Linked DNA regions of Homo sapiens: region 2 is linked to region 1. Evidence: read pairs that join two places in POLR2A ChIA-PET (ENCODE). Cell type or tissue: PC-9. All regions are shown on one strand. Each heading gives the region's core, and the rest is flanking DNA. Links, peaks and the distances in the headings are about the cores only. Region 1 has its middle 11 kb from the start of LINC00557. Region 2 overlaps ABCC4 (ATP binding cassette subfamily C member 4 (PEL blood group)).

What was found. Peaks named below come from ENCODE experiments on the same cell type or tissue, not always from the same donor. Only the 100,000 strongest peaks of a DNase experiment are listed, where the experiment ranks them.
Region 2: POLR2A ChIA-PET joins it to region 1 with 6 read pairs; 2 of 35 experiments call an interaction of 5 or more read pairs at or near these places.

The regions. Positions count from the first base shown.
Region 1 is chr13:94,947,596-94,950,517 of GRCh38, reverse strand. No RefSeq gene overlaps it. Among named protein-coding and RNA genes, the nearest start is that of LINC00557, 11 kb to the left of the region's middle. RefSeq lists an enhancer at 2,046-2,663. In PC-9, for the core only: no CTCF peak of the experiment used is centred there; no DNase peak of the experiment used is centred there; H3K27me3 peaks cover 2,033 bases.
Region 2 is chr13:95,022,295-95,025,216 of GRCh38, reverse strand. The region is part of intron 30 of ABCC4 (ATP binding cassette subfamily C member 4 (PEL blood group)); the gene reads left to right. Among named protein-coding and RNA genes, the nearest start is that of LINC00557, 64 kb to the right of the region's middle. In PC-9, for the core only: no CTCF peak of the experiment used is centred there; a DNase peak (open chromatin) is centred at 1,606.

The DNA of each region.
Region 1 (2,922 bases), core at 92-2,591:
AGATGGCCTCTTCCTGCTTTATCTTTTTCGCTCTGGCGTCCCTTCCATTATCTGATCCCTGTGTTACTTTAAGCGACTTGAGGAGAAAGAAAATACAAATCAGCAGCTGAACTAGTTGCAGAACAACTCGGGTGGTATACTATGCCTTTTATTCAAAGATAAGTGTGTGTATGTTTTACTTGTCCTACTAGGTTATAACCCGCCTGAGGGCTGAAGGTATTATGGCTTGTTTCGTTTAAATCTCTCTTTTCCAGAACCGTAGTTCTTGGCAAAGATGATTGGTAGATGAATAAATGAATGTCTGACATTGATAAATCTACCATTCAGTAGAGCAGTGTTTCTCGGAGCTTTTCCTATTGTGATAAGGTATCAGTGATGACCTGTTATGTTCTCTGTCACAAATCCATTATTTTTACATGGGCAAGATGATTGACTGGAGTTAGAGTGATAATTTGGGGCTTTGAGACAGCAAGATGGGTTCAGCTTTAGCAGAACTAGCTTTTTTTTTCTAGTTAATTTTTTACTAGTATAAAAGAATCCTTTTGTTGATTATCATCATTGCCAGCAAACCAACTTAGATGGCAACTGTTGACACAGAGTACAAATAAGAAAACTGGAATCTATTCTTTCAGGGAATTTTCCTTAAAGTGTAGCGTTTGGACAACCTATCAGAATCACTGACGAGAGGTGCTTTTTAAAAACATGGTTTCCTGGGCCCTCTGTGAGACCCACGGAATTATAATATGTTGGGGAAGGACCTCCCTAAACTTCTTTTCTTTTCTAATGCACACTAAAATTTGAAAACTGCTTTAAAGAAAAGAGCATTTAGTGTATATAGTCAGCTTCTACTGGGAGCTTTATTCAACATGCTTGGTTACAGTAGGCAGTTTCACTGTTCTTACAGAGTATATTTTAAGGTCTTGAGAGACATCATCATAGAGTTAGAAAAAGAGCTCTGGTTTGCAGTGAGAAGACCTGAGAATGGTCTGTCAATGTCTGTGTCTCGGGTCAATCAGAACTTCTTTGGTCTTCAGACCTCTTACCTGCTGTAAGAGCTGTTGGTCTTCCTGAGTGATCCAGATGTTCCCTGATAGCCCAGACTTCAGTGGAACCATCATCTTCAAAATCCTCACTGCTGTTTTATAAACAATAATAGTAGCAAACATTTATATACACTTACTCATTTAGTCCTTCTCAACATTTCTTTAGGGTAGGTTAACCCCATTGTACAGAGAGTACTACTGAGGCACAGGGATGTTAAACAACCAGGAGAGGTTAAACAGCTAAATAAACAACCAAAAAGATTATGTTATATATGAAATAATGATGTCTATATTAAAAAATCAAAATATTTCTATATTCAAAATAGTAGAAAGCACAGTGGACAGGGAGTCAGGAGACCTGGGTCTCACGTGAGTTGCTATCACTAGTTATATGACTATAGCTGGTCACTTAACACCCTGGTTCTTATTTTTCCCTCAGTAAAATGTCATTCCAGAACATTCCAGGGTTCCTTCTAGCTTGTAAAAAATCTCCTTGTGCGATCCTCAGTAGCATTCCTTAATGTATTTTGTGTACTGATTACGCTTTTTTTTTTAACAAAATGCTCAGTATACATCAAAGAATGATTATCATTAAAGATTTGCTTCAAAAGTATTTTCTTTAAATCCCTACGTCATATTCCTATAAATGAGTATCTATTAGACAGAGGTATAAATATTTTAAAGATAAGCATTATATTTCCAAAGATTTATTTAACTTTCCTTTTCTTCATGAACCTGTTGAAAAATGAGGATGTCTTGCCACGGATACCTCGTGTACCCAGAAGGGGCTGCCAGAAATGGCGAAATAGCTTGACTAATCCAGCTGAAGTTAGTTCTTCCTGTCTTAAAACAAGGTGAAAGCTCATACAATTATTCATTTTGCTGTGAAAATTTCATCTGTTTTTATAGAAGAGTCTTCCCAATGGGTCATATAGACTCCTATAAGCAAGCACACCCCAACTGTTTCCTTTTCATAATTATCTAAAGCACAGACGAGCCTTGAAAAGACAATTGTATAGCTTCTTGTGTTGCTTCATGGGCTTTAAGTGCCCACAAAGAGGATTCCTTATGCTTTAATTTCTCTTTATTTTTCTCACCGTAAAGACCCTTGGGGTAAATGCCAGCCCCACAATCCCGCCGTTATATGGTTACTGTCAGCCTGCTCAAATGATGCTTCCTGTTCATTAGGCCTCTTTTCATCTGACTACAATGTCTTGGCGTTGCAGCAATTCTTAGTCAACGCCCATCTCTTCAATAGCCTGTGAATAGTATTAAATGGTGTTTATGCTAGCTATTGTTGCCTTTTGTGTGGTTTGTCTAATTCACAGAGAAAAGTCTGCTTTTGTGGTCGAAGACCAGCTACGTCATGGCACACCATGTGCCTTCTGATGGGACCCAGTCCTGCTGAGTGATAACATTACAGGCCTGAGCTTCTTTGCAACACAATCCCGCATTCTTAACCACAGTCAATACTCTCACAGGCAGACTGGTTTACTCTTTTTATTAAGAGGTAGGGGAAGATAAAGCACAAACAAATACCAGACCCTGAAACAAAACAGAAAAGAAGGGTAAGTTCAACTGATTTGCAGCTTACTCAGGCAAGAAGTGAGAATGCAAGTGAAAAGAAAATCACGGATTTATTCTATTAGCAACCAGACGTGCCAGGTGTACCCACGGTGGCAGCAAATACTTCACATTTCAGGAGTAAGATTGCATTATGGTTTCGAGGTATTGTTTAAAACGACACTTAATACCGAGTCACCACTCTGCTGGGCTTTTTCTAAAGTGCTCACAAAAGAGAAAGGATAGTGTATTGATGATTACATTATCCTCTGGTTCAAGAGTCTTTGCAGGGCAGGTATGTTGCTATGTCTTGAAA
Region 2 (2,922 bases), core at 297-2,796, 74 kb before region 1:
GTGGGGGGTGTGGGGGTGTGTGGTGTGGGTGTGTGTGGGTGTGTGTGTGTATGTGAAATTGAGAGTGCATGTTTTGCCTTTCTTCCTCCTTAGCTTACAGAATTGGGCAATTGCAATCTGTCTTCTGTCAGGACCTCACCAATGTACATAGGTCAGTCAAAGATGTTTCTAATTGATTCTTTATTGACATACCTTAGCGCTCCTCCAATTAACTGGAGAATTCCTATGATTGTTGAGGCTTGCTCTTCATAGACATCTTCTCAGCCTTGCCACAGCCCCATTGGTTCCAGTTGCATATGGCAGCCCTTCATGATATTTTACCATTCAGGCTCTCCTGATTTCACAAAGATTTAGCTTATTTTTTATTAATGAATATCTTTGATGTTCAGAGTGGTTTCTGAAAGGAAAAGGAGAGGAAATTCATTACTCCATTATATTAAAAGCAGAAGTCCTTTCTAAGTCTCCATTACTCTTTGACAATATGCATGCCAATTATGTACACCAAAATTAGACTGGCTTTAAAAATGATGAACTTGAGGCCTTGAGAGTTACTGTGATTGAATTAGGGCCATACACATCAGTAAAAATGAACTGACAGGGTCTTGAGCCTGAATTCAACACATCAGATGGTATCTTAGGAATGCAATGTCAATCAAAGCCCAGTTGCTCTCCTTTGTCCACGTGCGGGAGCTTGTATTGCTCTGTTGATTTTAGTAAAATCTAGCTCTGTTACGGTGGCTTTACTGATGAGTTAGAGTTTAAATATGAACTTAGTTTCAACCTACATTAGAGGAACTATAATGGAGCAAACTCAAGAGAAGAAGGAAAAGAGGGACAAGGTTTCCCATACTCACTGACCTGATACTCTTCTTGCCGCAAACGTGAACGCTTATGGCATTGTCTCCCTTAAGCTTCACAGTCCTTCTGAACTGCTGTTATTATCCCCTTTTGACACATGAAAATGCTAAAGTACAAGAAGCTGAGTAACTTTTTTTTTTTTTTTTTTTTTTGAGACAGTCTCTCACTCTGTCACCCAGGCTGGAGTGTAGTGTTGCAGTCTCGGCTCACTGCAATCTCTGCCTCCTGGGTTCAAGTGATTCTCCTGCCTCAGCCTCCCGAGTAGCTGGGACTACAAGCGTGCACCACCATGCCTGGCTAATTTTTGTATTTTTCGTAGAGATGGGGTTTCACCATGTTGGCCAGGCTGGTCTCAAACTCCTGACCTCAAGTGATCCACCTGCCTTGGCCTCCCAAACTGCTGAGATTACAGGTGTGAGCCACCACGCCCAGCCTGAGTAAGTTTTCAAAGCCACCAGTTCAAAAGTGTTCATACTCCATCTTCTATGATCTTTCAGTTCTACCTTTCTGCCTCCCAGGTTACCATATTCATTCAGTTGAAATTGTCTCAGCCACAGCTTTGGGATTCTGTAAAGATAAAAGATGCACCAGAGGGATTCCTAAATGCTTTGTCTTCATCCTTCGAGCTGGGCGATACCTCCACGTTCTGTGTGCTTAGGGGCCACTTCTCTGAGCAGCATTCATCATGACACCCAACACTAATGCAGCAGGTTTTCAACCTGTAGTTTGTAGCCATTAATCAGTTCCTGTGACGTAAGCTATTGTTATCTCATGTTACAGATGAGGCAGCTGGTAGAGAGAGTGGTTAGGTAATTTTTCCAGAATCAGCAGTGAATCCAGGAGAGAGCTGAGACTGGACCTGTCTATCCCAGACATAGCTTACAACATGAGGGCTTTGCTAAAAGTAGTTCAGTAATCTCAACTCCCTTCATCACCTGCACTGTAAAAAAGATGTTTCATCTCACCTGTGCTGTTACCCATAGTGTGTTATAAAACCTGGTAGCAGAAGAGAAAAAGAAAGGTCAAATCAAAGAATATATACACAGGAAGTTTGTTTTTGACTAAGTATTTCAGACCATGAAGCTAAGACCATTTGGGTTTAAAGTTGCTAATAACAACACTTTCTTTATATATATTTAAAAAAATACATCAAGAGGGTTACACAGAAGGAAGCAGCCTATTTGGGGAAGGCTATCAAGCAGTAGAAAGTGATGTGAATGTCTATTTGTTCTTTTGGCTGTTTTTAGTTTCACTACAGAATAGCCTTTTTGGAGTACATAAATCTATAACCACACAAAATATGGCTAGCTTAAAAAAGTGGGAGAGGGAGATGATATGAAATTATCCCCTGAAAAGTCTTACTTTTGAACACTTGCATTATAATGGAAATAGCCTCAGATTTCTTCTGGTGGCATTCCAGCATTATTGGACAATTTATTTTCTCCTTAAGTGACATTTTAGTACATTGTGTGTTATATGTAATGATATTTCTGGAGTAACAAGTGTGCAAGAAGTGAGAGAAAAAGAAAGTACACTTAATATGTAGGCAGGTGTCTCAGCACTTTCTTTTTTGTACGTGAATCCCATTATCTCCAGTGATAACTTTGTTGACAGCACCCACCAATATATTCAGAGCAAGGTTTTATAAAATAGATCCAGAATCGTATGACTAAGAGACCCAGGTGACACGTGTCAGCCTCAGATAGTTGCTACATTTTCTGTTTTAAAGATTCAAACAAAACTTTTCACATTCTTCTTTGGGGAAAAAAAATTACATTTGAAGTCCTTTTTCACCCAAACACGTTTTGAGATAAGAGCTCACAAGTCTTGACATTATTTCATTTTGTTATGCGCATCTGTCAAGGAACCAAGATACGATACAGCTACTAAAAACTGATGATTGTGGAACAGAGAAACTTGACAGCATTTCATTTCCTTTATGTTCTGATTATACGTTTATCAGAAAACCTGTATCTCTTCTAGTTCAGCTAGAAATTGGTAGAATTCAGGAACTCAAAGGCTTGGCAAAGAACTGTCCTATTATTTGGTATCATCTTACATTTT